2 separate regions of the Homo sapiens genome follow, and region 2 is linked to region 1. The links are chromatin loops, found by intact Hi-C in ENCODE. Cell type or tissue: gastrocnemius medialis. All regions are shown on one strand. Each heading gives the region's core, and the rest is flanking DNA. Links, peaks and the distances in the headings are about the cores only. Region 1 overlaps OSBPL6 (oxysterol binding protein like 6). Region 2 overlaps RBM45 (RNA binding motif protein 45).

Region 1 (15,335 bases), core at 4,784-12,783:
CCCTCAGCTCTTCAGATTAGGTGCTCCTTGAGCAGAAGAGACCCCCTTTAACCTGAGGGAAAGCCCAGGACAGGAAGAAACAGGGCAGGTGAAATGGTGTCTGCATTGCCAATTCCTGCTTGCTATTCTCTCCATTTCCACTACTCCAGGGGGAAGTCTCATGACCCAAAAATGATAAAAGGGAGTCAATGGCAGCTTCCTCACCATGTCAGGGTTGAATACTCTTTCTCCTCTTCCACTTTTTACCTAACCATGTTATTTTTGCTCACTGGTTAGTTTTACTTAAAAAAAAAAAAATCAACCTGTTTCATATGTCAACAACAGCTCCTAAGCCCTCCCTACAATTTTTCCCCCATTTCCCCATTTTTTCGGTCTTAGTTGTCACTTCCTCAGGGAGTTAAAGGAAATGGAATGTGGAGCTGATAACAGGAACTCCAAGAAAACGAGATAAGAAGGTTTTCTGAAAGCATTTCTGAGTGTACATGCACACATACTCTTTAATTCCTGTAACCAAAGAAATAAAAGCAAATTTCTTTCTTATTTTTTTGTGGGGGGTAGATGGGGGGAGATAGGCTCTATGAATCTAGCAAACAAAATTCATGTAGAAAATGAGATATCAATCACCTGAAATTCCCCTTCAAAAAAGAATTCAGTTTTTTTCTCCTATAGTCAAGTCACAACTCAGCAAAAGTGTGGAAACAAATTTTCAGGTACTTTATTTCCATGAACTTAAACTTGATACTCAAAGGGACTCATGCACGATTTCAACTCTGCATGTTGTCAAGTATTGAGAGATCCTAGGCAATACTGATCTAACAGAATCCATGAGATGGAGCAAAGTAATGCAGGCAGAAGGAAACTAAGATACTCAAAATAAAAATCCCACCCATTGGCCTTCTTTCCTATGTGCCTCAACATTTAAAAATGGATACCAATCAAGAAGAGATTTACAATGTGTCTGATGTATCTAGGGGGGAGAAATGGATACCCTGTGGCCTGAAATCTGCTTAAATAACAGGCATTACCAGTTGGACTCTAAATGCATTATGGGAAAATATCTGTAAATCTTATTTTTTAAGTAAAATAATTTGTTTTTTTTTTTTTTTTTTTTAAAAAAAGAAGAACCATTGTTTTAGGAGTATGTCAGTTTCCCCACGTTGAGTTTAGCTAATGCAGGCACAGAAATGCTATGCCTATAAGGACCCTATGATTTGAAATGCTTCCATGGTTAAAGTATTTTATTACCATATAAACATTTGGTTCAATATCAAATTGACAGAAACATTACGCATGAATTTCATTTAGCAACAATATATAGCAATCAAAGATGAGGAAAGACAAGTTTGTGAGTAACTACAACTCACTGTGATGGAGGTATGTCTAACTCTGACGGCAAGATTTCTCAATGCTAAAAGCTCTGCACATATAGAGGGCATAGCATTACTGTTCTCTGAGTCGCCCTGGTGTCCAGAATGAGTGAGGGCCTAGAAAATGGACTCTAAATCCCTACGGGGGTCATTCAAAAAGAAGGCTACTTGGTGAATCAGTTTACGTCCCTGGAACCAAAACAGTCAGATCAGGCAACTGAACTCTTAGGTCATGAAATATCAGACCCTGAGATGACACCCTCCACATCTGGAAAAAATGATGCAGAGCACATCACTATGAAAATTAGATCTCCTTAAGCCCATGGCCTGAAACATCTTATCTTTGAAAAGTCTTCTTACTTCATAGGTAAGCCTGGCTGGCAAGTGTCAGCTTCTCAAAGCTCATACATTTTATATAAAATAATAAATGCTAAAATAATAGCAGAGGATAAATACTAATAGAATGTTATATTAAAGTACATAGAAGTGACCTCATATACAGAGAGCAGAAGAAATTGATGCTTAAAGCAGGACTCTTGAACTCAAAAGCCTACGTGTCCCAGGCAGGTGCCATAATCTGTAAGATTGGTTTGGTTAAATATTTAGGGAATGCAAAATACTAGCAAAGTACAGTTACTAGGATAGTAACAAGACCAGATTTTTAATCTTCCAAGAGAAACCAGATATCTGATCTATCTGATTTTTATGTGAAGTTTCCAGATTTTCAAATGTTGGCAATTAATTTTCTTATAAAAAGAAAATTTTTACAGGTTAAAAAATGTTAGCAAAAAATTTGGCCTGTGGGCTACTTTGCAAGCTCTAATCTAAAATGCGCTTTTAAACAATACAGTAATAAACAGAAAGCTTCTAATATAACAATGATTACACTAAATTACTGAGCCTTGGTTTCTGCTCTACCAAGAGGAACCAGTCCACGCTAGGAAAGGGCGGGAATGGCATCAGGATACAAAAGAAACTTTCCCAAATCATATATGTCTGAATTGTCATCACCACTACCACCACCATCCCTGTGCCCCTGGCAAATAAGGTTTGAGCAGAGGATGTGCAGCTTGTAAAAAGCTCCCGAAGACGATTAATGCCACAAACTTCCACCCTGGGGATGGCTGACCTTGAAGAAATAGAAAGCTTTGGATAACTGGGAGGGTGCAGCTAAGTGGTGAAGACCACAAACTCAGTAGGCCTAAGATATCAAATAGTTATATAAAGCGGCTCTAAAATAATAACCACAAATATCAAAGATGACAAGGATACCACAAAAAGTATTGCTAGTACCACAGCCATTTCAGTCTCATGAGCAAAAAGAAAAGTTGACTGTCTCATTGTTTACTATGGAAGATTATAAAAACTGGATGCATTTTAAGAATGTGTACCTGTAGTCAAATGTGGGTTTGTGGATATGTGTATAAAGAAAGCAAGGATAACATTTTGGCTATTTTAAGGTTTAGGTCTGCACGTTCATTGCTCAAGAAGGGAAAAGCAGTATCATATTTCCACATGATGCCAGACTACATACAGAAAACAGAAAATGGTTACCAAATATTTTCACATTTTTCTACTTCCTATCCTTAAAAAAAAAAGAACTTTTTATTATAAGGATTATGACATATTATTTTAAGATCTGACATACAAATAAGAGATATAAAGAAACACCTTCCTGTGACTTTGTGGTGTCCCACTAATCTGTTGCTATTATTAAGCGCTGCCTAACCTAACCCTGCTTTTGGTTTTAAGCTTGTGTTCTTCTAACTCACCTTGCACCTTGGAGTCAAAGTCTTCCAAGTCAGCTTTATGGTCAAAGCTGTTTCACAGTGATTTATCCTCAGATGCCTGCAGCTTTTCTCCTTGGGACATGATATGTCTTTGACCTTGCTGGGGCTATCTGGGTAAATTATAGGGGTGGCTCCTTAATATCCTTCTGTTGCTGTTTTCCCAGCAAGTGGCAGAACCTGAAAAAGAGAGATTACAGTCATATAGTACATCTTTACAAAACTTTCGTGAGCCTCTCACGGGGACTGCCTATGGCCAATCAGAAAATTCCTCCCAATTTATCTTTTGAACAGGAAGTTCATATGGGTACATGCCTCAGCTTTTTATCTCCTTTGTTCAGTTTTATGTAACCTCAAAGACGTAACCACTGACCTTCTCAGTAATCAGTAACATTCATAATTTACATCTCACCCAGAGCTTGGAGTATGAAAACTCTCAAGTGATATAGCAAATATTTCCTAAAAGGGGACAAAATATATTCTCCAGGACCACATTTAGCCCTCCAATTAAATATAAACCTCAACAGGGCTTTTTTGTTTGTTTGTTTTGTTTTGAGACAGAGTCTCGCTGCAATGCCCAGGGTGGAGTGCAATGGTGTGATCTCGGCTCACTGCAACCTCTGCCTCCTGGGTTCAAGTGATTCTCCTGCCTCAGCCTCCTGAGTAGCTGGGATTACAGGCACACGCCATCATGCCCAGCTAATTTTTTTATTTTTAGTAGAGATGGAGTTTCACCATGTTGGCCAGGCTGGTCTCGAACTCCTGACCTTGGATGATCTGCCTGCCTCGGCCTCCCAAAGGGCTGGGATTACAGGCTGAGCCACCATGCCTGGCCCAATAGAGTTTTTAAAAATAGTAAGTATGAAGTGGTTTCATCATACATGCACATAGATGTACAATCTCTAATGCCCTGAAAAAAACGCATGAACAGTCTCTAATTTGCTGTAGAAGAGAACTGTAGCCAAACTCCTAGAACAATCCTCTAGCAAGAAGAACAGACTCTATACATACTATAAAAGAATATAGTTTTTAACTTGACATAATTTCTCAGAAAGCAAAGAAACAGTATGCTATGGTTTGGATATAATTTGGCCTCACCAAGTCTCATGTTGAAATATGATCCCCGGTGGTGAAGGTGAGGCCTGGTGGGAGGTGTCTGGGTCACAGGAGCGGATCCCACATGAATAGCTTGGTACCATTCTGAGGGGTGAATTCTCACTTTTATATCCCACAAGAACTGATTGCTGAAAAAGAACCTGGGACTCCTTTTCTCTCTCTCTCTTGCTTCCTCTGTCACCATGTGATCTCTGCATAACAGCTCTCCTTCATCTTCTGCCACGAATGGAAGCAGCCTGAGGCCCTCACCAGAAGCAGATGCTAGCACCGTGCTTCTTATACAGCCTGCAGAACCATGAGCCAAATAAACCTCTTTTCTTTACAAATTACCCACCCTCAGGTATTCCTTTATGACAACACAAATGGACCAAAACACAGTATTTTTACAAGAGAATAAATTCATCATAAGATAAGAGAAAAATGTGACAAGTAATCCAAAGAAGTTACTCTCTGATCCTGAAACATGACAGACGTTTTTATCCTTCCAGCCATAAACCTCTCTAGCAGGCTCCTTTATTCACAAGCCAGCTTTAAAAATCACTCCCTGGGTTTGACTTTTTCAAGCCTATCCTTTCACTCTGTTTTAGTTTTCCTTTTTTTTTTTTACTTATTGAGAATGGGAAAAATGCACACACAAGCACATGTATACATACATACATATTCTAAGGCTACAACTTACTGAAACTGCAGAAGATTTATGTTTGGCCAGCATCCAATGCCATGATTGCCCCCTTAAGTACCATCTTTCTGCAAAAGTTTTTGTTCTAACTCCCCTTCCACTTCTTTAAATAACATTTTTAAAAAAAATTCTACTGTGTTGTAAGACGATTCCGTGTACCTTGTAAGTCCTGAGTAAAATTTAATTGTTGATTATGATGATGACCTTGAATACTAAGGCTAAGATCCATCAGAATTCTTTTTGTATGCTCAGCATTGCATCTTTTTATTTTCTGCACACTACTCAGTCTATGCTCTTTAATCTCATTTAATTACAGGCAGATGGAATATGAATTGTCAGCTATAGAAACTCCCCTAGCAGGCCAGGCGCAGTGGCTCACACCTGTAATCCCAGCACTTTGGGAAGCCAAGGTGGGTGAATCACCTGAGGTCAGGAGATCGAGACCAGCTTGGCCAACATGGTGAAACCCCATCTCTACTAAAAATACAAAAAATTAGCTGGGCATGGTGGCAGGCACCTATAATCCCAGCTACTTAGGAGGCTGAGGCAGGAGAATCGCTTGAAACCGGGAGGTAGAAATTGAAGTGAGCTGAGATCATGCCATTGCAGTCCAGCCTGGGCAACAAGAGCGAAACTCTGTCTAAAAACAAAAAACAAAAAGCAGAAACTCCCTTAGCCATCTCTTCCTTCCTCCTTCCTATGATGAACTCTGTCAAGCTTTGGAAACAGAGAAGACACTGATAAAGAGGAAAAAGAAAAGGCAAGCTAAAGAGTCCCCTGTGCTATCCTGCAGCTCTTTTTGCTCATTCACCCCCGTTCCTCTGTCCTAGTCTGATTCTCCACAAGTTCTTACCATTCTAAAATAACAAGTGGGAAGGTAAACCAGAAGAGAGGACCAAGGGGGTAAGATTAAGGCTTCCTTTCCTTCCCGCTGTTTCCTCCACTAAGCAGCAGCAGAGGGGAGGGATAAGACAAGTTGAATCTCACTAACCATATCTAAGGAATTCCTCCGCCCTCTCCCATCGCATCACATATGCTGTGTGTGTGTGTCCTTGGCTACCTGCCTATGTAAATAAAACCTTAGCCCAAGGAGCATCCATCTACTTCCTTCTTCTTTCGCCATAGTCTTTGCCAATACAGCCTTCAAAATCCAGCACAAAACTGCAACTCCCAACTCCTTCACTGATCTTTCCAGTTAGGAAGAAGAAGCTGCTCAGTACTTTTGGTCAGTTCTATTTGTGTCAGGCTGTCCTGGTCTTACAGTTTTATGTGTGAACTGTGTCTCCTATACCAGACTGTGTGTACTCCGGGAAGCAGGGACCGGACCTTAATTCTGTGCAAACAATTTTTTTCCTTTTAAGTTCTGGGGTACATGTGCAGGATGTACATGTTTGTTACACAGGTAAATGTGTGCCACGGTGGTTTGCTGCACCTATCAACCCGTCACCTAGGTATGAAGCCCCACATGCATTAGCTATTTCTCCTGATGCTCTCCCACCCACCACCCCCCTCACCACAGACCCCAGTGTGTGTTGTTCCCCTCCCTGTGTCCATGCGTTCTCATTGTTCAGCTCCCACTTATAAGTGAGAACATGCAGTGTTTAGTTTTCTGTTCCTGTGTTAGTTTGCTGAGGATAATGGCTTCTACCTCTGTCCATGTCCCTGCAAAGGACATGATCAAATACAGACACATAGACCAATGGGACAGCATAGAAAATAAGACTGCACGTCAACAACTATGGGATCTCTGACAAACGTGACAAAAACAAGCAATGGGGAAAGGATTCCCTATTTAATAAATGATGCTGGGAGAACTGGCTAGCCATATGCAGAAAACTGAAACTGGACCCCTTCCTTACACCTTATACAAAAATTAACTCAAGGCAGATTAAAGACTTAAATGTAAAACCTAAAACTATAAAAACCCTAGAAGAAAGTCTAGGCAATACCATTCAGGACATAGGCAAGGCAAAGATTTCATGAGGAAAACGTCAAAAGCGGCCGGGCACGGTGGCTCACACCTGTAATCCCAGCACTTTGGGAGGCCGAGGCAGGCGGATCACCTGAGGTCAAGCATTTGAGATCAGACTGGCCAACGTGGGAAAACCCTGTCTCTACTAAAAAATACAAAAATTAGCCAGGTGTGGTGGCGCATGCCTGTAATCCCAGCTATTCGGGAGGCTGAGACAGAATTGCTTGAACCTGGGAGGCAGAGGTTTCAATGAGCCTAGATCATGCCATTGCACTCCAACCTGGGCAACAGAGTAAGACTCCATCTCAAAAGAAAAAAAAAAAAAAAAAGTCAAAAGCAATTGCAACAAAAGCAAAAATTGACAAATGACATCTAATTAAACTAAAGAGTTTCTGCACAGAAAAAGAAACTACCAGAGCAAACAGACAACCTACACACTGGGAGAAAATTTTTGCAATCTATCCATCTCTGACAAAGGTCTAATAACCAGAGTCTACAAGGAACTTAAACGAATTTACAAGAAACAAACAAACAACCCCATTAAAAATTGGGCAAAGGATATGAATAGACACTTCTCAAAAGAAGACATTTATGCAGGCCTGCACACAATTGTTAACTCTGACACTGTGTGTTAGAGTTTAAAATAGAAATTTACAAGGTTTTGACTTACATGTATTCTGTAAGAAACTAATCTATTATTGTCTATTTTGCTATTAAATGCACGAAAGTGTATATTTTCACACAATGCATATGAAATGTCAAAGAACAGAGGTTTTGGCTTGTTCTGCAACCATAATTAATGTTCATGCGAATATTCTGTACAACCTTCAAAAAGACAACCAAGATGAAGTGTAGTACCCGCTATAACCTCCAGGGGGACTGAGTACTCTGAGTTAAAAATTACCACCACACTATTAACACATGGTTCAGTTATAACCAATCATCTCTGATAGTTACTCAAGCCAAAAATATTAGAAACATTTGTCTTAATTCAGCTTCAAAAGCTTGATTAGGACATACAGGTTTATATAGTCACATTCACATTCCAAATTTCTAGGTGACATATATTATTTTAGAAAGCCAGAGTTCACTAAGTGGCAATTCAACCTCATTTTATTTAATTTTATTTTTTTTAAATTTTTTTGAGACAGATCTCACTCTATTGCCAGGCTGGAGTACAGTGGTGCCATCTCAGCTCACTGCAACCTCCACCTCCCAGGTTCAAGCAATTATCCTGCCTCAGCCTCCCGAGTAGCTGGGACTACAGGTGTGCGCCACCATGCCCAGCTAATTTTTGTATTTTTAGTAGAGGCAGAGTTTCACCATGTTGGCCAGGATTGTCTAGATCTCTTGACTTCGTGATCCACTCGCCTCGGCCTCCCAAAGTGCTGGGATTCCAGGTGTGAGCCACCGCACCTGTCCCAACCTCATTTTAATTAAGAAATTTCACTGGGTCTTGTTTTACCTTGCACATAAACTGCATGCAGGGCAGAAGTCCAAAGGTGATAAGTGTATAAAGTTCAAGCCTGATTACTGCTTGTGACAAAGTACATTGAAGATTAATCCTTAAAGCCACACTAAGAAATACCCCAGTTAAGAAATATACTCAGAGATAGGAAGATTGGTTCTTTCAAAAAGTATAACCAAAATTGGCGTGCATGCGTGTGTGTGCATGCACACGCGTGCACACACATGCGTTTTCGTACAGCACATCTGGTTTTAACTGAAACACATTCACAATAGGAATCATGTTCTATTTAAACATATCCTCTGTAGATCAAAAAGGATGCTAACATTATCTTTCTAAATCATTAATGAGCAAAAGTTGTAAAGGTTGAAAAGGTTGATTTAAACAAAATTTCCCACACTAACCAGTACTAGCCAGTGGGCGTCTCTGGAAAATCTCATTCAGAAGAGTTTAGTGACTTGGCAATGGTTCCTTCTGAATGGCTCATTCAGGAAGCAAATGATCCATTATCTTTGCAACAGAATTTTCCTTTAAGCTATGTGACTAATCCTCCCAACAGCCTGGGTTTTGCCCACATGTTCTTGTCTAGTGCATTCCCCGCACATTCCTCTCCTTTCTTATTCAAGCCCATCAGAAACCAAGATGTAGTCTACCAAAGATTAGATTGTCCCATGTAGCTACTAGGTAAATGCATATAATGCAAAATGGAGACAAGATTAAGCAAACCCCAGCACTCTGTACAATAATAAAGAATTCCTAAAATAATAAAGACAACCAGAAGAGTTATCTATGTAATCTAGATAGCAAAGTCTATTTCATACCAAAAACAAGAAATGAGACACTTTTGATCATTTTCTCACATATGTGGGCCATGGTTTTATTTCAATGCTCACACCATTTCTACAAAGAAGGATTGGTCTTAATTTAGGGTTCAACATTCTAAATTGCTTTTCTAGAAATCTGTAGCACAATACACAGTACAACACCTTTTTTTATTATCTTGCTTACTTTGCCTATTGTCACCACTAACTTCATTAGTGAAAAGATAATCATTTTGCTTTTTTCCACTGGCAGCAATGTTTAGACAAGAAATTGATTTTTCTTTTCCTACCTATGAAAGTTTCAAGTTCACTGAGGGTATCTAAGTCTCTGGAGAATATAGTTTAAGTGCCACAATCCAATAGGTTTAATGGAAACAGGTTGTGCTGGGGTAACTTCCTGAAGATGAAATATACAAATTTCAGTCATTGTTACCTAGTAACTACTGTGGCTTTCTTGTTAATAAGTAAAGAGCAAAAGACATTTAACCTCAGAAAAGTATCTTATCTCATTAATGTTACTACATATCAAAGAAGTTAAAATTCACAAGCTGAAATAACATATCAGAGTTTTCATATCCACCACTAAGTATTGATTGATTAATCCACAACAGTAAGTCAATTATGTAGTTATTATATATAAACATCAAAACCAGACTCTAAAGAGGATCTAGAAATGTAACAATCAACAAAAACCAGGCTCTTGCCCTTAAGAAATTTAGAGGGCTCAAAGCCCTAGATAACAGGAAAAGGTATGTGAGTAATCTTTTTAAGTTACAAAAGCAAAATATGTACTATGAATATTGATGGCATGAAAATAATTCTAGCTTGGCGTTTGTGGGCTGGGTGGGAATCAGATCAGAAGAAGTTCCTCAAAAGAGGAGGCATTTGAAAGATGAGTAGATCAGGCAGAAAATGGGCATGCAGGGATGAATAAAGGACATTTCAAACAGTGAGAAAAGTATATGAAAATCAAGAGACGGGAAAGTGTAGTCTGTAGTTCAGAGCTCAGAGCTTAGGGGACAAAGGAGGAGAGTAGAGCAGGGGAAGCCAGAGAAAAGGTTTGAAACAGCGTGGAAGGTCTCAAATGCTGGTGAGAGATTGAATTTCACTGTGTGGGCTGTAAAGAACAGGAGCGAAGTTCAGAACAGGAGAGCCACGTGATCATACTTCATGGAGGGGGATCTAGCCGCAGAACAAACGGGAGGAAAAAGACAAGAGAGAACCTCAGAGATCAGATGGGAGGATGAAGCAACCTGGGAGAGTGGAAACAGGAGGGGACAAACCAAGAACTAACAGTGGACAGGACAGAAGGTGAACCTAGACAGCCTCACGTGTTTCTTGCCTTAGCAAAATAATCAGTGAGAAACAAAACATTCATGATTTTTCAGAAACATGATCAAAGTATAACAAGATATTTTATTTATAAATGCTAATAAACTATATACCCTAATAAACTAATTTGCTCAAGACAAACATAATTTTCTCAGTCTATCACAGTTCTACCATTTAGCCAATTTTTTCAGATTTTTTTGTTTGCATATAACTTAGATCTAATTGACAATATTTCTCTGAGGGTAGGGAAAGTGTTTTCTTTCTTCAAAATTCAAAAGCCAAGCACAGGGAGGACTTGACATTTATTAACCATTCAAAGATTTTTTTCCCCCAAATTAAAGAGTATTGTTAATGCTGACAAAAATTCAGATGACTGATCATACAGCTAAGAATTCTGAGTAGAGGCTATTTAAAGGAATCTGCAATTTTATTATTCCCTTGACAACATCTGTGTGAAATCCAAAGAATAAATATTACAGAAACCACTCAATAGTTCTATTATTCAGTTGAATAAAATTGCATAAAAATTAATAACTCCATTAATTCTAAAACACTATAAACATGCTTAGGACACATCCTAATCTTCTGAAAGGAGTATGCTCTAAAGAAAGAGTTAGCAAACTTTCTGTAAAGGTCCAGATCAGTGAATATTTTAGATTTTGTGCAATCCCTTGATGAAACTACTCAGCTCTGCTGCTGTGCCAGGAAAGGAGCCACAGACAATATATAAACAAATAAACATGGCTGTGTTCCAGCAAAACCTTACTTATAAAAAAGTGGTGGGCACCTACTGCAGTTTGCTGACTCCTGCCTAGCAGAGAATCCAGCTGTGGTGGCTTGATATGGTTTCATTGTTCTTGCTCCTCAATGCACATAACTCTGATGAAGTGATTTAAAAAATTATTGTGAGAAAATGGGCTCAAAAAAAAAAAAAAACTCTTCTAGTGGAGTAATAAAAGGGAAAACAAAATGAAGAAGTTCTGAGGAAGCAATGGATTCACGGAGACAAAGAGAAGTTCAGGGAAACTTATAAAGAAGAATGTAAAGGCCAGGAGTGGTGGCTTAAGCCTGTAATCCCAGCACTTTGGGAGGCCGACGTGGATGGATCACTTGAGGTCAGGAGTTCGAGACCAGCCTGGGCAACATGGTGAAACCTTGTCTCTACTAAAAATACAAAAATTAGCTGGGTGTGGTGGTGCATACCTGTAATCCCAGCTACTTGGGAGGCTGAGGCAGGAGAATCACTTGAACCCGGCAGGCAGAGGTTGCAGTGAGCCAAGATCATGCCACTGCACTCTAGCCTGGGCGACAGAGCGAGACTCCGTCTCAAAAAAAAAAAAAAAAAAACCATTTAGAATATTTAAATATTCTAAGTAGAAATATTTAAAAATGTGACTCACGAAATCATTTCAGGGGATATTCCAACCAATGCCCAAATTCTCACTGAGAGAAAACTTCAGGGAAAGCTTAAACTATCATATAAAAATATTTAAGAAATGCATGAATCTTGACAGAATATTTGCATGAGAGAGGCCTAGGGGATTGGTAAATTTATGAAAGTCTCAGATCATATTTCCCTCATGAATTATGATGATCGTAATATATTTACTTGATACACTAGGGGGAAAGTAGAAAATCCTATCATCAAAGCTTACTAATCTATATTTAAATCTTTAAAAGAGTTAAAAAACTATCTTAACTCAATTACATTTGCTTAACAATGCTACTGCTAATTTACCATTGAAAGTGACTTACTAGCTCTGTGACCTTGTGAAAATTATTTTACTTCTCTGTGCCTCGGGTTCCTCATCTGGAAAAAGTAGCTCTTTCACTGAATTGCCTGAGGATTAAGCAAATTAATGCATGTAAAGTGTTCATAACAGTCCAGGCATACGGAAGTGCTCAAATGTTCTGCTGCTGCTGCTGCTTCCCCAAGTCTCTTCTCCCCAAGTCAGCTTTACTGGTTCCTCTTTTTTTTTTTCCCTCTTTTTTTTCTCCGTTTGGCTTCTCCTGAGTGACCTTGTCTCGCTTTGAGGCCTTAAACCTACCATTTGCTGGAGACTACTCAATCCGTCTCCTCAATGCTGACCTCTTTTCCAGATTGCATTTCCAATTTCCTACTGTCGATTCCATTGCAATATATCAAGGGCACCTGAAACTCAGTGTGTTCAAAAATCAAACCCATTATTATTATTATTATCATTATTATTTTTGAGACAGAGTCTCACTCTCAGGCTGGAGTACAGTGGTGCAATCTTGGCTCACTGCAACCTCCGGCTTCCGGGTTCAAGAGATTCTCCTGCCTCTGCCTTGTGAGTAGTTGGGATTACAGGCGCCCATCACCATGCCCGGCTAATTTTTGTAGTTTTAGTAGAGACGGGGTTTCACTATGTTGGCCAGGCTAACCTCAAACTCCTGACTTCAAGTGATCCACCCGCCTCAGCCTCCCAAAGTGCTGGGATTACAGGCGAAAGCCACTGTGCCCAGCACCATTATCTTTCTGCCCTTGCCCCTTTTCCTTTCCTTATATTTCCTTAGTTAGTGACATCACTCTATATCCTTACTTCATGCTAGAAAATAGTTATTTTTCCATTACCATTTCATTTCTCTACTCCCAGTCATTATCTCCTCCAGGCCATCTTTCATTGTCATCGGAGTTATCTTTCTTAAAACATAGATTTGATCATGTTATCCTGTTGCTCAATTACTCTCTATTGCTTGGGGAAAAGATCTGTGGACCTAGGAGTGCGCTTCAGAGACTCTGGAAAGTGTCTGAAATTGGATACAAAAATTTCTGTGTCTTTCATTTAAAAAAAAAAAATCATGGTCCTAGAGGACAATTTTTAAACTGCTCAGCAGGGTACAATCTGAAGTTTAAGTTGCATCCTAGTCACACTCCTATATCTGAAACATACTGTTGAGTGGACAACAAAAGAGATGTAAATATATTTTTGGTGTCTGGATATTGTAATATTGGTTTGAAATTTCTTAAATTCAAAGTTTCACCTTATAGAGAATACATAGTTATAAATATGTAGACATACATTGTGTTTACTTAATTAAATCTAGGGACACCCTTACTGGTGTCCCTGGATTTGAATGAGATCAATGGTAAAGACCGGAGGCCTAACAGCCTAGGTTCAAACCCTGGCTCAGTCAATTGCCAGTAATGTGACCTTGGGCAAGTTACATAGCTTCTGTTCCATGATCTGTGAAGATGGAGAGAGTAACAGTACCTGCCTTTTGGGATTATTCTGAGGATTAAATTAGTTTATTATGTACAGTTTATTTATTAGTTTATTTATATATAGCACTTAAGACTACATAAGTGCTTGCTATTATCATAATTATTTATTGAAAGCCAAGACTCAAGTTTGCAAGAGATAATCACAGAGCAAAAAAAAAAAAAAATTGACCTCGCCCACATAAGCCTCAAGCTTTAATCAACTGAGTTAGTTAGCCAGAGAATACTAACAAAGATGGCCCTCTTCACTAATGTTTTTATCAACTGAAAAGTGTTGCAAGCCTATCTGATAAAATTCTTTTACTAGCTTGCAATAACTAAAAGCATCAGCTCAGAATATTTCCAAGGCACACTATAGGTACACTAAAATAATTACTTTGAATAGAAAAAAGCCAGAGCTGCTCTTTCCTGGGCAGCAAATCAATGGGCATCTCATTGCTTACCACGTGCCCAATGTAAAGGGAAAATGCTAAGTAGGAAATTGGGAAGAAAGATAAAGGAGCTCAATGACTCAGCTTTCAAACAAGCTGGTGTCTTGTTTGCCAGAGATATGGGCTATTAGGCATTATCAACACCCACCTGGCCAAGAAAAAAGCTGTGAAATGTAGATCCCAATATCAGCAAATCTATGGACAAATCAAAATAAGTGTATGCTGTATGCCTTAGCTGACTTTCTCTGAGTGATATGGTTATGCGATGTATTTGCAACTGCCTCTGTTTAAAATTGTCAGCCAAAAAATGCTATTTTCACTCATATTATAAATACTGCAGTTGTATAAACAGTAGTATTTGTTCCCCAACAAACTGCCAAAAGGATCACTTTACTGTTTATTAATGGCATAATAATCAGACCTTAGGTTAAAATACTTTTAATTTACTTGTTTACTTTTTTTTTGAGACGGGGTATCACTTTGTCACCCAGGCTGGAGTGCAGTGGCCCAATCTGAGCTCACTGCAGCCTCCACCTCCCAGGCTCAAGCAATCCTCCCACCTCAGCCTCCCGAGTAGCTGGGAATACAGGCATGCACCACCATGCCTGGCTATTTTTTGTAGAGATGGGGTTTCACCATGCTGTCCAGGCTGGTCTCAAACTGTGAAGCTCAAGTGATTCACCTGCCTTGGCCTCCCAAAGTGTTGGGACTACAGGAATGTGCCACAGCCCGGCCATATTAAAATACTTAAGTTAATACTGAAATTAGAGAAAGACAGAATAAAGCCGAAATTCCTTAGCCTACTATTAGAGATCCTTCATGATCTTACCTCAACTAACTTTCCACCTTCCTCTTCCAGGATATACTTCTTGAAATCTTCAAGCAAATGAAACGTCTTGCAATTCCCCCAATCATACTCACTCTTTACCCACTCTGTGCATTTCCTCTACCTAGAACAGTCTCCCCATTACATCTCCAAAGTCTAAATCCCATCCTTTTCAGGCCCTGTCTGGATGACAAGAAGCCATTCTCTGTGGCTCAGTGGAATTATCCAGGATCTTAACTTTCATAACTTTCACTCAGCACCTATGGGAATTTCCTCAGCCCATCTTGATCAA
Region 2 (15,335 bases), core at 5,646-13,645, 150 kb after region 1:
ATCATTAACTACATTATATGCAATTTTGTATTCTGCTTGCTTTCTCTAAAGAGTAAGCATGATTTCCATTCTATCCCATAGTTTTGGAAGGATTTGGTGTTACATAATATTTGATTAGTGTGTGCATGTGGTAGCATCTGTAATCTTCGTTATGGTCATTGATATTTAGTGTAGTGGTTAAGAGAATGGGCATCAATTTTAAGTTGCCTGTATCTGAAGCCCAGCTTTCCCATTTGCTGGCTGTTACTTGAGCAAGTTACTTTATTTCTCTGAATGTACTTCAGCTTCCTGTTGATAAAATAGGAAAAATAGTACTTACACCATAGAGTTTTGAGATACATGTAAAGCCACTCACCCAGTGCCTGGCAATAAATCTAGCTAAGAAGCAGTTTTAGACATTGTGTTTGCCTTACCAACATGTTTTCCATACCTTCCCCATTATATTGCAGTCATGCAGTTGGGAACAAGGCTAGACACTGATTCATTTAAACAACTCAGGCTAGTCCCATCCTTCCAGCTAGTGATTGTTTCAGACTAATCATGAATAATCCAAAGAGTCCATGACATTCATATGATCATAAGAATGGACAAGTAACCAATTTGGGCAAACAGATCTCATTGTGGATCTATTGAGATGTGTATTAGAGTTCAAGAGCAGCCTGGGCAACAAAGTGAGACCCTGTCCCCGAAAAAAAAATGTGTATTAACGGTTTTTTCCCCCCAATGGGAACTGCTCTTTCATCAAAGGATAAACCCTACTTAGCAATGGTATGTTGTTCTTTGAACACATAATTTGTACTACTAATATTTTATTTAGGTTTGCTTGCATCCATATTCATAGGTTAAAGAACAATTTATAGCTTTGATTTTTGTCTTTTCAATGTTTTGGTGTCAGGGTAACAGTAACTGCACAAAATTTAATGTGGTGTACACTCACCTTTTTCTGTCTGCCAGAGAAAATTTATATAACATAGGAATAACGTGCTTCTTAAAAGTTTGGGAGAATGCATAGAGTGATCAGGACTCATTTGAGGAGATACAATTCATTGGTTACTACATTAATTTTTTTCTTTGGTTATCGACCTGTTTGAATTTTGTAATTCTTGAGTGGGTTTTCTAAACTCGTGTACTGAATATTTCATAGCAAATATTTAAATTAAAACAATTAAGGATGACATTTATTTTTTAATAATCTGTTTTTCATTAACTTTATTATTTCTGATTTTGATTTTTTTAGAAAATGCATTTGCCAGGAGGTTGCCTATTTGCTTTCCTCTGATTTATTTCTAGTCTTATCCATATTGTTACTTTTTTCCCTTGTGTTACATGTCTAATTCATTCATTTTCATGTTCTAAATAATAGTGACTATCAGTTTTCCTTTCAGCATAGCTTTAAACACATCCTCTAATTTTTATTTGCCATTTTGTTTTCACTCAATTTTACTGGATCTTTTTGACAAAACAACCGTTTAGGAGGCTTCTAAATTATTTTTCACATGATTGTGATTTAATTATTAAAATTTTTAAGTTTTATTACCACGTATAACTTTTGCCCTTTAAAATGCACTGCAGGGAAACTGTCAGGCTCTAAGGATTGCTTTCCGTTATTACAGGCCATTCAGATGCTGAAGTAACGTACAGCAGGTGAGCACTGAATGTCAGAACCATTTCATTCCTCCAGGAATCCAAGGCGGCCTATAGGATCTAAGCTTAGGGTAGAAGAGAGTAAGAGGTGTCCTTGCAATCAGACCAAAGTATTTCAAACAGAGAGGCTGGAAAGAACATGTTGGAGGTGTTTCGTTTATCCTGCTAATAAATACTGTAAATCAGCTAATGTGCAGAAAGCTAACAGATCTTTCTGGGTCCTCTATGCTGCTTTTGTCATTCGGCATTGCTTTCTGATCAATTTGTAAACTACCATTTGAGAAAAGATATATATTTTTTTCCTATACATATTAATTTTGTTTTATTTTTCATTTCTTGTGGATAATTTCTCTCCATATTTGATTTGTGTTGTAATGGTTCACAGAACATGTTAAGGTTTCCATCACAATCCCTACACTATTGTAAAGTGTACTTTTTACTTTCACATTGTAATATATAAAAGTATATATATAATATATATTATTAAAATATATTATATAAAAATATATTATATAAAATATATATTTTATATATCAAGTATATATAAAGTACTTTGTAATTTCACAATTTAATCCTATATGAGCCCGCGTGTGTCAGGGTCTGTTGTTTTTACTAATTGTAATTTTGTCAGTGACTATGCTTCTGTTATTTAGCCTTATAACTTCTCCTTAAATTGTACTCTGAGATACTTTTTGTGTTAAGTGTGTGTGACAGAATTGGATTTAAAGGTAAGTCTCTTGAACGAAGGAAATAATTTCATTTTGTTTTTAGAATTTAAAGTTTAAACAGTTTTGGTCTTACGTGCTTTTTTTTTTTTTTTACTTTTGTCATACACACAATTTCACTTTTGTATTGTTCAATAATTTGAAGAGGAGACATTCTGTTATTAATTTTATTATTAAGCACCTTAACAGACTTCAAAAGATTCTTAATCTTACATTTAATTATCAAAGTAAAAAAAGAATGAATTTTAATATTTCTTTACAAAAGAGAAGGATTTTACCCCTCACCCACCTCCATCCCCCCCAAAAAATAAACTGCCATTCCTTCTTGGCCTTCATTAACTTAACCTAGGGTTATAAATCCCACTGAAAAATTTCGGAATAGATAAGTCATATAATAAAACTTTTTTTAAAAAATGAAATTTACAATTACCTTCATTATTCTAATAGTTTCAGTGATGATTTCAATACTCACCGACTGGCCTTTCTTTCCTTCTTCTTTTATTCTTAATTTTGATTCATTTTGGGAGTGTGGTGATTAATTTTTTTCCAGAAAGGGCAAATGAGCAGTACATTGTATATCACAGAATGCCTGTTACCTTTACAATTTGGATGAGTAGAGGAATCTTGGGCTACAAAACTACAGACATTGCTCCATTCCAGATGGCATTTAAAATGTGTAGAAGAGGATCTTCAGTCTTGTGACTTTTAAAATTTTTTAGATCAACCATGTTTCTTCTATTAAAACGAGTTATTGTTTATTGGGAACATCTATTAGTCAAAGGATAAATCTCTGTAATCAGCCTTTTTGATCTGCACCTTTTCTCTTACTATATTTGTCGGAGGGTGCTTTTTATCTTTTGCTCTGGTGCTTTTTGTTCATCCTAACTTATTTAAGCTGCAGAGAATCCTTTAAAAGAAAGCTTTTAAAGCACAATATATAACATTGATGAAAGCAGTTCTGATCTGGATAATGAACAAAAAGTGGGGGAACTTCCCTCCATCTTCGCTTTGTGGACTCATGAGAACCCACAGGATTCTGAAAAGTAGTTCAGTATTCACTGTTCATCATGGATTCAATTTTCTTTAGTGCTATGACTATTTACTATTTCTGACTCAAATATTAATTTAGCTTCTCCCTTTCTTTTCTCACTCTTATTTTCCTGCCCTCTTGCCATCATAATACCCTGCTGCACCATAGGGGGAGCAAAAGCAGATATTTTCTAATATTTTTTGTTCTATAAGCACTGGAAGAACAAAGTCCTTCTTTCTAAATGCTTCAGGACATTGTTCTTCTCTCATTCTGCAGAACTGTCTGTTTCACCAGCCTCATGCTGATTTTTGCTTTATTCACTAAGAAAGAAAAACTTTAATTGAAGTATAAGATAAATAAAAAATGCATACTCCATAGAGTACAGCTCAAAAACGATCAGTTATCCCCATCCTGGTCAAGAAAAACAAGACCACCAGCACACCATAACTCCCTTTGTGAACTCCCCCATTCCATTCTGCTCAAAGATATGTTTTGCTTGTTTTTGAACTCTGTAACTGGGAATCCTACAGCACATCTTTTGTTGGCTGGTTGCTTTTGTTCAACATTATGTTTGTGAGATTCCTTCAAATCATTATAAGTGTAGCAAGTTAGCTCATTTCCTTGCTATAGAGTGTCATATGCATTCTGTTCATGGACATTGGGGTTGTTTCCACTTTGGGGCTACTATGAATAATACCAAGAATGTTTTTGTATGTGTCTTTTGGTACATATATGTACACATCTTTGTTGGATATATGCTTAGAAGTGGAATTGCTGAGTCGAGGGTATACATATGTTCAACTTTAGTAGATACTGTCAAACATTTTCCCAAGCGGTTGAGCCAATTTGCATCAGCAGTTCTTGTTGCTTCACACTGTCACCAGTACTTGGTATTGTCAACATTTTAATTCTTGCTGTTCATACCACTGTTAGGGTAGCTTATTGTAGTTTTAATGAGCAGTTCATTGATGACTAATACGGCTGAACATTCTGAGTTTTAAAAGATTCTTAAGCTTATATTAACTATCAAATTAAAAAGAATATTTTAATATTTCTTTACAAAATGAATCTATCCACTACTCCTGTCCCCTGCCAAAACAAAACAACCCCAAAACAAAACTAAATAAAACTCCCCAAACAAAAAACCCTGCCCTCTTCTTGGTCTTCTTTTGTGAAGTGCTTGTTCAAATCTTTTGCCCATTTAGTTACTTATTTCACAATGAGTTTATCTAGGCCAATTGCAGAGAACTGTCAGACTCTGAATACTGCTTTCAGCTCTTCCACAGCTTACTTAAGTAAGTGCTGATATAATATCCAGCAGGTGGTCAAAGGTGTTAGACTCATTTCATTTCCCCAGGAAATCCCAGGAGGTCCATCAGATCTAGGGTAGAAGAGGGTAAGGGACTTCCTTGCAATAAGATCAAAGTTCTCAGGGCAAAGAAGCTGAAAAGAACATTCCGCACCCCCCCGACCCCAACCGCTATCTACATAAGTATTCTAAATCAGCTGATGTGCAGAGGCTAAGACATCTTTCTGTGCTGGTTATGTCACCTTTGTCATTCATACTCTTCTGGTCAGAGGCGAGATCTTTTATGACTCCCCTACTGAGCTGAATGCCGCATGTGGTTCTCTTAGTCAAGGAAACCTCCAACATAGTGCAGCTTCAGGGCCACTAGTGAAGGAATGCAGAAAGAAGCCTATTATGACAAGACTCTCAATAGCTGTCTCAAATTAACAGTATAGCCTTCTCATACATAAGTTAATAAGGAGTGTCAGAAGATGGGAGGCTAAGGTGTCATCTTGTTTTATTTGTTTTTGTTTGTTTGAGACGGAGTCTCGCTCTGTCGCTCAGGCTGGAGTGCAGTGGCGTGATCTCGGCTCACTGCAAGTTCCGCCTCCCGGGTTTACACCTTTCTCCTGCCTCAGCCTCCCAAGTAGCTGGGACTACAGGCGCCCGCCACCACACCTGCCTAATTTTTTGTATTTTTAGTACAGAAGGGGTTTCACCATGTTAACCAGGATGGTCTCGATCTCCTGACCTCGTGATCTGCCCACCTCGGCCTCCCAAAGTGCTGGGATTACAGGCGTGAGCCATCACACTGGGCTGTCATCTTGTTTTATTAACAGCATGTTCCAATGCAGAATTGGAGTCAGCCATTTTTTAAAATCCTACCCCTTACTGGGATTCTACTGAATTTCTATTTAGTAGAAATTCTTTCTAGTTTCCACTAACCTTAACCTAAGTTTCTATGATTGATATAAATTTTCTTCCTACTTAATGTTTTCCAGGATGTTTCTGTAGAATCCTGAGAGACGAGGGTTTGCAGAGGCTTGTATTTACACTAATAATTATTATCTTTCTTATTTTCTAGATGAGAAAACAGACCCAAAAAGGCCATGTGGGTACCACATATGAAACTCATTTTTGGGGAACTAAAGGCTAATAATATCAACAAGATCTAGAAGACATGATAAATTCCTGCTACAAATAGCTAAAAGCTATTAAGTAGAAGCTGGATATTCCAGGCACATTGCTAATCTTTAAGGATGATGTAAGGGAGATTTACTTCTGATTTCTTTTTGTGTGTGAAATACCTCCTTTGAGTTATCATAGTAAAATAAGACTGTAGGGACAACATTACAGTACCTGGTATAGACTCCCTATTGCCTATGATTCCCAGATTTAGGCTAAAAGTAGTAGGAGATGAGTCCTGTTAGGAATTTCTGGTGAAATAAACAAGCCAAGATGGTACCTAATGGTAGATGAATCCTGGTAGGAGTTGGTGATGATAAACCAAAGGTAGGTGCTATCTTTCCTAGTACACTCTTTTTTTGCCACTGTTGGCTCAATCTTGATATTGCCAAAGCAGCTCCCCTGTCCAGTGCTCTCAGCAACTATTGTAGATTGTTTCTAAAGTCAGTCCTTTAAGTAACAGATTAAAATCTTCTTCTCTATCCTCTTCAAAATGGTCACGCTGGCACTTGTATTAAGTTACGAATGTACTAATATAGAAGAGGGAGGAAGAGTTTTGTGCCAGTGGGGCAATGATATAAGAATGTAAAAATTATCTCCTAGGGCCAAAACCCAACACAGTGGATAGGCTTTGTTTTATTTTAAATTTATTTTTGAGATGGAGTCTTGCTCTGTCGCCCAGGCTGGAGTGCAGTGGCGAAATCTTGGCTCACTGCAACCTCCGCGTCAGCCTCCTTCATAGCTGGGATTACTCCAAGAGATTATCTCGCCTCAGCCTCCTTAGTAGCTGGGATTACAGGTGACTGCCACCATGCCTGGGTAATTTTTTTGTAGTAGAGACAGGGATTTACCAGGTTGGCCAGGCTGGTCTCAAACTCCTGACCTCAAGTGATCCGCCCACCTCAGCCTCCCACAGTGCTGAGATTACAGGCGTCAGCCACTGCGCCCGGCCCAGATAGGCTTTGTTGACAAAGAGAGAAAAAAATGAAATTACATATTTTTATATATCAGAACTTCTAGTAAATTAGTATATAACTTTAAAGTAGATGACTTTAATTTTTTTTCTGGCATAAAAAAACAACAAAAAAAAACAGAGCAAGCAAGCAAACAAAACCCTTAAAAACTCTGAGCTAATGAATGCTGTTACCTATGTCTTGTTAATGCTAGAAAATATTAATAATATATGAGCAAAAAAATTAGTTGTAACATCATTACTTACAAAATCAGAAAAGAATTTGGAGAAGAATTCAGAGAACGTAGTTTCACAGAAGTTATTGGTGGGAAGCACTTTGGTTATTCTTCTGTGCTCAGTATTTCCCCCAGTTTCTGTAGAAAACAGTACTGGTACTTGCCTTTTCACACAGTTCTTGAGTTTTGTACCTCATATACAAACAACTGTTTAAAAATGGTCTTCCGATGCCTTCCTTCTGCCACTTCTGCAGCATTTTGGTCAGACAGGCAGTTTCTAAGAGTCCCACGGTGGTATAGCCTAGGTTAGCTAGCTCACATGGACCTTGACATCCAGATACTGTCTTCAATTCATATATGACAGTCACAGAACTCCCTTTTTCTCTGATAATTACTCAGATAAATTTTCACAGGGCCTCGTAACTTTCTCAAAGTATAGTGGGAGCTGCATTTTCTACTAAGGACAAGACTTTTCTACCTTAAATAAAGTCAAAGCATGGCCATTGTAATGAATGAACTACAACTTGATATTTTAACTGAATATTTCTGTCTGATCTCCTATCAATACCATACCTTCAGTTCCCAGGATCCATGTGTTCTTGAGCTACTGTTTCTAGAAAAGGAAATAATGCAATCCATTTATTAGAATTCAAGTATTAAAATGGAACTTCTTGTCTAATAAGGATGACCATTTTTGTTTTCTCTTTACTGAAATCATATGTAAAAATAACTGCCCTGATTTTTAATAGCGCTTACCATCCACATATGGAACAAAGCCTGTGTGTGGCATACCTCTAGGTGAAAAGGCAATAGATTTCACTTGTTCTTGCCCTCACTGATTTTTAGCTTTAGTATTTATTAAAGCTATTGAAAGTTACAATGTACCTATAAATCAAAAGGTTTTTGGGTACATCAAAAAAGCATTCGTTTTACAAGAAGATTCATCTTACGATTATAAGAACACTCACATACACACAGAGGTATTTCTGTACCCTTTTGATTATTCTATTTCAGTTTTTTTGACAATGATAATTACATCTCCTTCATACTCCTTTGTCATTTAAAACAAATAACATTTACCTACGTACTTCTTCAGAACCCCAATCTTTGGTAATTTACTTAGACAATTCACTTAAAAATAAATGTAAATAAAAATATTAGGTAAAAGCTTTGAATGGCATAAACAATTACTATCCTTTACAAACATCAAAAAATATTCACTAAAGTAAAAAAAGATGGCCTATTATTTGTTATTTGTGAGACTGTGTTCTTCAATTTCTTAATGCAATTCATATTTACTGATATTAACTGAGGAAAAACCAGATGCTTAATTCTAAAAAATGCCCAAGGTAAAAAGACTAGGAAACAACTTCTCGATGCCTTACTTTTACAACAGTCCAACCTAAGGTCCAACATATGAAATCTCTTTGGGCCAGTATATTCCAAAGTGAATGCCACTGACCACCCCATCATAACCACAGCTTGTTCAAAAACTCACCCCAAACCTGCAGAACCAGTATACCTACATTTTAAACAAACACTCATGGTGATTCTTGTGGACACCAAAGTTAAAGAACCACAGTTTTGGCTGGGTGCAGTGGTTCACGCCTGTAATCCCAGCACTTTGGGAGGCCGAGGTGGGCAGGTCACCTGAGGTCAGGAGTTTGAGACCAGCCTGACCAACATGGAGAAACTGTCTCTACTAAAAATACAAAATCAGCTGGGTGTGGTGGCACGTGCCTGTAATCCCAGCTGCTCAGAAGGCTGAGGCAGCAGAATCGCTTGAACCCGGGAGGTGGAGGTTGCGGTGAGCTGAGATCGCACCATTGTACTCCAGCCTGGGCAACAAGAGTGAAACTCTGTCTCAAACAAACAAACAAACAAACAAACAAAAAAGAACCGCAGTTTTAGGCATTTCAAACACCATCATTTCCATCTCAGTGCCTTAAATTAAGATTGGAATGCTGCACTTTATCACCAATGTTTATCACCACCTAGTGGTAAAGTCCCTTATTTCTACTTTCCATGGATTCATTCATACTGAATAGGATCCCAATTAAGAGAGAACAAAATTCAGAGAAAGCTAAAATTTTAGAGTAATAATTTCCTGGCTATTTTTCACTACCTTTTTATCTACAGTAGATGAAACCTGTGAAACTAAAAGTACTGAACATTTTCTAAATGTATTTAACTTTGAAAAATTCTTTCTAGTATTTCAAGGAACATAGTTTGGAACATGTTGCTTTAGAAGCAGCAAATTTGACAGTTGCTTTCAGTAATCTACCATACAAGACCTCAGTTAATGAATTTACAAGAAGGCTTTAATCAGGCTTATTTTAAATGTTATTTCTTATTTTAACCACATAGTTGAGAGGTTTATTGAGATGTATTGCTTATTATTTAAAAAAATTTTTAAAGAAATATATACTAATAAAACTTCACTGTGTTGGCAGTTTTAATAACTAACATTTGCTGGGCATCCAAGTATTTATATATTATGTTCTTATACTCAAAGTGCATCTGAGAAGTAAACATTAAGGTGAAGACATAAACAACTAGATTAATAAATGCAATTTTTTAGGTTCTAGAATTTCCTCATTCTAAGAAAAATCTAAAATTCTGGCTTTTAAAATACAGCTTTAGGGATCAACTGCAAAAGATAGGAAGACAGGACCAAGGCTAAATAACTGAGAGGATTAAGATGAAATGCACTCTGAAGCTGAAGTAAGCATTGTTTACTGAGACATGCAATTGGGAAAGAAAACAAAACAACAGGTTGTACTGAAAAAGCAAAGTGTTTTGTAGGTAGAGAGGTATCATATGATCTCTTTAGAATTTATACTAGGATTCAAAGAAATACATCTAGATAAGGCACTTTACTCTTACCACAACTGTTTGCTGGGACCGGCTGCCTGACTGGTAGAAGGGAGAAACCGGGATCATTTAATCTGAACAGAGAATGTGGAGGGCTGGCCAGGTATATGATAGCTACCATGTGACAGATTCAAGCTCTCCTAGAAAGCCCAGTGAAATACTCTAATAGGGGAAAACTGTAGGAAATAGGATCTTATCTCAATTGTGAAGATTAACCAAAGATGCAATGGACTCAGGTAGGAGGTAGAGAGCTCCTTTCTATAACTGTTACTTTTACACTGTTTAGATTAACCACCTGGCAGAAATATTTTTGAGATAATTCAAGCATTAGTTACATGGCAGAGCCCAATAACTTGTAAGGAACAATTTAATTCCAATCTGTGAAAACTGAACTATGTGTACAGTAAATGAGTTTGGGATAACCACACCTATTTTTTGGTAATTAATCCACAACTTCCCTTGTTTAGGTTTTTCATTGCTTTGTTCTTTTAAAAAATTAAAAACAAAGAAACAGAGGACAGTGGCTATTCACAGGTACAATAACAGCACTCTGCAGCCTCGAACTCCTGGGCTCTGGCACTCCTACCGCCTCAGCCTCCTGAGTAGCTGGGACTACAGTCGCGCCACTGCACCCAGCTTTGCTTTCTCTTTAAAATACATCCTCTGCCTCACAGAAAGATACCTGGCCCAATTCTTGTCAGCAGTTTTGCCTGTGAAGGCACAACTAAATTTTCTTTTCTAAATTTGCTAAAATCACTGACTTTTAAAAGAAAAGATTTTAGTTTTCCAATGGAGATGTCCAAGTATAAGATACTCAGTTATTAAGATTGCTGAATTTAATCTTTCATCGTTTGAGTCAGAATGTGAGAAGTATAATGAGGAGATAATTACGTTTTAACAAATGCATGTCATTTATAATACCTTTTTATAAAAAGTGCCAAATGCTTGATTTAGATATACCTTTTTTATACATATCAATTCAATGTCATAGCTAATAATTTTTTTTTGTTAAAGTTTTCAAAATACAAGCAGAATAGATCCCTAATTTTTAATCTTTATTTAGTTTTAGTTTTTATTTTTGAGACAGGGTCTTGCTCTGTTGTCCAGGCTGCAGCAGCACTATTGTGGCTCACGGTAGCCTCGGTCTCCTAGGCTCAAGCAATCCTTCCGCTTCAGCTTTCTGAGTAGCTGGGACTGCAGGCACACACCACCACGCCTGGCTAATTTCATAATGTTTTGTGGAGACCGGGTCCTCTATGTTGCCCAGGCTGGTCTCCTCTTGAACTCTAGGGCTCAAGTGATCCTCCCACCTTGGCCTCCTAAAGTGCCAGGATTATAAGTGTGGTGAGCAACCACCCCTGGCCCTAATTTTAATCTTTAATTTCAAAATAACTATACCTCCTATTGTAGTCTGTTTTGAAAATTCCTTACATGTCATATTTTTGGAGTGGCCATTATTTCTATAAAGATAAAAATGTCCATCCCCCCAAAGCCACTGACATTTATTTAAATTTATTATCAGAAAGTTTTAATTTTTTTATCACTGTTGGCTTATAATCTTAGAGCTTCACAAAATTACCAACACATTTTGGTATAACTAAAAAAAATACAGTACAAAATATTTCCAATGATTTTGTCTTTTGTCCTTAGATTAAGTGTAAACAGTTAAGCTGCATATATAGATTGAGTAGCAATTACCATATTTTATTGACTCTAAGATGCAATTGATTGAAAAAAGCACCTTTTCATGTTTTATTAAGAAAGAAAATAAGGTTGTCGATTACACTATGCCATACAACTGATATTGAGATGCTTCTACTTTCAGGGGTGTTAAAATGTGAAAGATGTGCATCTCAAAATCAATGACATATGTCATTTAGTCAAATTCTAAAGACTGTCTATTAAATTTTTCCGTTCTTGTCTTTCACATAAATAAGTCATGATTTAGTTAAGCAAAGAAAACTTTATTTCTGCTACACGTAACAACATATTGCTCTAAGGAACAACTACTATATTCGTTTTAGCATTAATGTATGGATTCAAAAATACATGTCAGCAATCCCTGCTTCCCAGACAAAACAATGCTGTACACAGACTATCAGGTATATGGAAAAAAAAAAAGCTGTCAACTGTCCACAGGGAATGCGTCCAGTCACATTTTCAGTCAGTCAGCTGAGGATTATGTCATTATTTAGTCTTTGTTCTGTAGAAAGAACACAACACAAGTATGAAAATCATCACCTGAAAGGAAAGGAAATAGCTGTTGTAGTATTCCTAAAATGTTAGGAATTGTTCCTTTATTTCAATATACCCAATGTTATCTGCTTAATCATAGCTGCCCCCAAATAAAACCAAACTTACTAAGAAGGGCGATGCAGGTGCTGAATTTCTAGAGGGAAAGTGTTGTGAATTAACAAAAAATCTGATGCTCTGAAATACTAAAATTTATATTTTCCTCAAATAGAAAGAGAATTACATTGTGGTTATCAGACCCATCTCAAAATAGAATTCAACTACTTTCAATGTTATATCCTTGGATCAGTTGCTTCTATTTCCTAGGCATGACTCACTTAATCCCAGGCCCATACCTCAGAGATAAAAGAAACCAGCCTTCATGAGCTGTGTTTGCAGCCTTTTAAAAATTAAAGAAACAAACAAAAAAGTGCACCTACCCCAAAAAACTTGTCACAATCATATAAAATTTGGCAAAGTCTTCCACAGTATTTTATCGAAACTTAAAATAAGGTAATATGTTTATTTAATACACCAACAAAGAAGAAGAATCTCATAATGGAGTCCATTGTAAATAGGAGATCCGCAGCAAAAATAAAAAAAGCCATGCTGCAATTAGAAGAAATTCAAAACCGTGTAGCTAATCGTATCCTATCCAAACAGCCATTTTCAACTAACCTGACCCTATTTTATCTCTGCCCTGAATATGCGTAACAGTTCAAAAAAGGGAAAAATGATAGATTAAAATTTTTATGAACAGCCATGCTGAAAATGCAATTCCTCTGATGTAGGAAATTGGATGAGTTTAAGGGAAAAATGTGGTATTTATAAAGCTTAGTTCTCACAGTACCAACTGGCCACAAGGTAGTTTTATATCATTATACTTTTAGTTTCTGATCATTTGGATGTCATTATTTTAGATAAGAGGACATCTCAAAGGTTTCACTGAAGCTACAAATGCAAGAGTTTTAGTTTAGACTTGCAAAGCCTTTTTTTCATTTTACATTTTGTTGACTCATTGTCTCTCAAAAGCCCTATGAGAAAACTGGGCCTCAAAAAGGCAAAGAGGGTCAGTCGCAGTGGTTCATGCCTGTAATCCCAGCACTTTGGGAGGCCGAGGAAGGCAGATGACTTGAGCTTAGGAGTTCAAGGCCAGCCTGGGCAACACGGCAAAACCCTGTCTTACCAAAAAAAATTACCTGGGCATGGTGGCACATGCCTGTAGTCCCAGCTACTTGCAAGGCTGAGCTGTGAGGACTGCTTGAGCCCAGGAGGCAGAGGCTGCAGTAAGCTGAGATCAGGCCACTGCACTCCAGCCTGGGTGACAGACTAAGATTCTGTGTTTAAAAAAAAAAAAAAAAAAAAAAAAAAAAGGGCGTAGAGACCAGCCCAGTCACAGTTAAATGGCTTTTTATTTTAAGCCCAATATTCTCTTTAACATGTAAATAATCATTAGAAAAGGTTCAACCACAAGAATAATTTATATACTTTTCTATACTGAGAAGTCTAAAGTCTATATTATTGTCCTTTTTAAGAACAAAGATTTATTGAGTAAAAGCAAGAACTATTTATTTCCTATTATTGAAATATTCACAGACTAGAAAAAACACATTTTTTGCATGCTAGAGAATAGCTTCTCCAAACAGAATTCATTCTTAACATTTTATCCATAAACAGGAAAAAATGCTTGCTAATTCTTTTCCACTCCCAATTTAATATATCCAGGGTTAAATTGCTAACAATGTATGGTACAATGAGAGTGGTTTTGTCATTTAATAAAACATTTAAAAAGATTTAAAAATTAGGATTATGGGCCCAATGGGCACTTTCTCTTGTCAAATGCCTTCTATGAAGCTATGAAGGAGGAACTAATCATGTGATCTGTTCTAGGAGAGGAAGGGTCATCAGCAGTGAGGCCTGGCAGGAATCATTCTCATACGTGCTAGCTCACACAATTGGTCAGAAAGAAAATCTTAAGTGAAAAAAATAAAGGTTTCAAGCCAGTAACTTCAAACTGAATTCAAAGTGCCTGCCATCTACTACATTTGACCTATAGTAGACTTGGAAAGTTAGTGTGTGGGAACAGGAAAACGGCTTCCCCTGAAATTCAGAATTATTTTACAGAATAAAAACCGCCAAACTTTAGGCCAGGCGCAGTGGCTCATGCCTGTAATCCCAGCACTTTGGGAGGCCGAGGCGGGCGGATCATGAGGTCAGGAGATCGAAACACGGTGAAACCCCGCCTCTACTAAAAATACAAAAAATTAGCCAGGCGTGGTGGTACGCGCCTGTAGTCCCAGCTACTGGGGAAGCTGAGGCAGAAGAATCACTTGTATCCAGGAGGTGGAGGTTGCAGTGAATCGAGATCTCGCCACTGCACTCCAGCCTGGGTGACAGACCGAGACGTCTCGGGGGAAAAAAAAAGTCAAACTTTAAGGAATGTTTCCCCAAACCACACAGATATAAACTCACTGTCACAGTCAAATAAATTGTAGTTTGATTTTTGAAAACTAATAAATAAAATAGGAAATGGAATTCATATGGCTGTATGTATCAAAATTTACAATAAAGAGTTTTTGGTAAATTGTCAGGTTTTCTTAAAAAATACATATATGCATACGAGAATATTTTCTGAATGTATTGTTTTAATGCACAAACTCACAAATACAAGTCCAGAAAACACCAACATTTAGGTTCAAAAGGTCCAAAAATGATATATTATTTGATATTGCTTTTTAGGCATTTCATTAGAGAGAAGTCAAAACATTATCTTTATAAACGACTGTTATAAATTACCTCAATTCATAACTCAAGACACCAATTTTTCAAGTTAAAAATCTTTAGAAGTATTTCAATTTTTTTTTAAAGCAATCCTTATTCTAGCACCGGACAACTTAAAAGTTTATATAAGCACATAATAAAAAGTTGAATTCTTAAAATCGAAGATTTCACAAACAAAAAACAATTATTTATCTTTCTAAATTGAAATGTGATTTTATTTTACAGAAGGGCAAAAACATTCTTCAGTAAATGTCAACAATTTTTAAAGTTTAAATAGTTGCAAAGCTCTTTTAACTGACAACTTCTAAATCACTAAAAAGAAAAGTTTATAAAGTACTTACACATATTCCTCATATACTATTTACTCAATATGTTTTAAAATTCAGAT

The links. Hi-C counts contacts between places; a loop is a spot of excess contacts. Peaks named below come from ENCODE experiments on the same cell type or tissue, not always from the same donor. Only the 100,000 strongest peaks of a DNase experiment are listed, where the experiment ranks them.
Region 2: it touches region 1 in a loop (11-fold over the local background); 75 of 110 quality-filtered maps call a loop at or near these places.

The regions. Positions count from the first base shown.
Region 1 is chr2:178,272,926-178,288,260 of GRCh38, reverse strand. OSBPL6 (oxysterol binding protein like 6) reads right to left here. Exons shown (of 25, transcript NM_032523.4): 2 at 3,140-3,334. Among named protein-coding and RNA genes, the nearest start is that of OSBPL6, 86 kb to the right of the region's middle. RefSeq lists an enhancer at 10,326-10,826. In gastrocnemius medialis, for the core only: a CTCF peak has its summit at 7,783; a DNase peak (open chromatin) is centred at 10,437; H3K4me3 peaks cover 724 bases; H3K27ac peaks cover 5,687 bases.
Region 2 is chr2:178,126,199-178,141,533 of GRCh38, reverse strand. It overlaps RBM45 (RNA binding motif protein 45), which reads right to left. Exons shown (of 10, transcript NM_152945.4): 10 at 11,878-12,137. Among named protein-coding and RNA genes, the nearest start is that of RBM45, 21 kb to the right of the region's middle. In gastrocnemius medialis, for the core only: CTCF peaks have their summits at 8,869 and 9,069 (motif pointing left); no DNase peak of the experiment used is centred there; H3K27ac peaks cover 517 bases.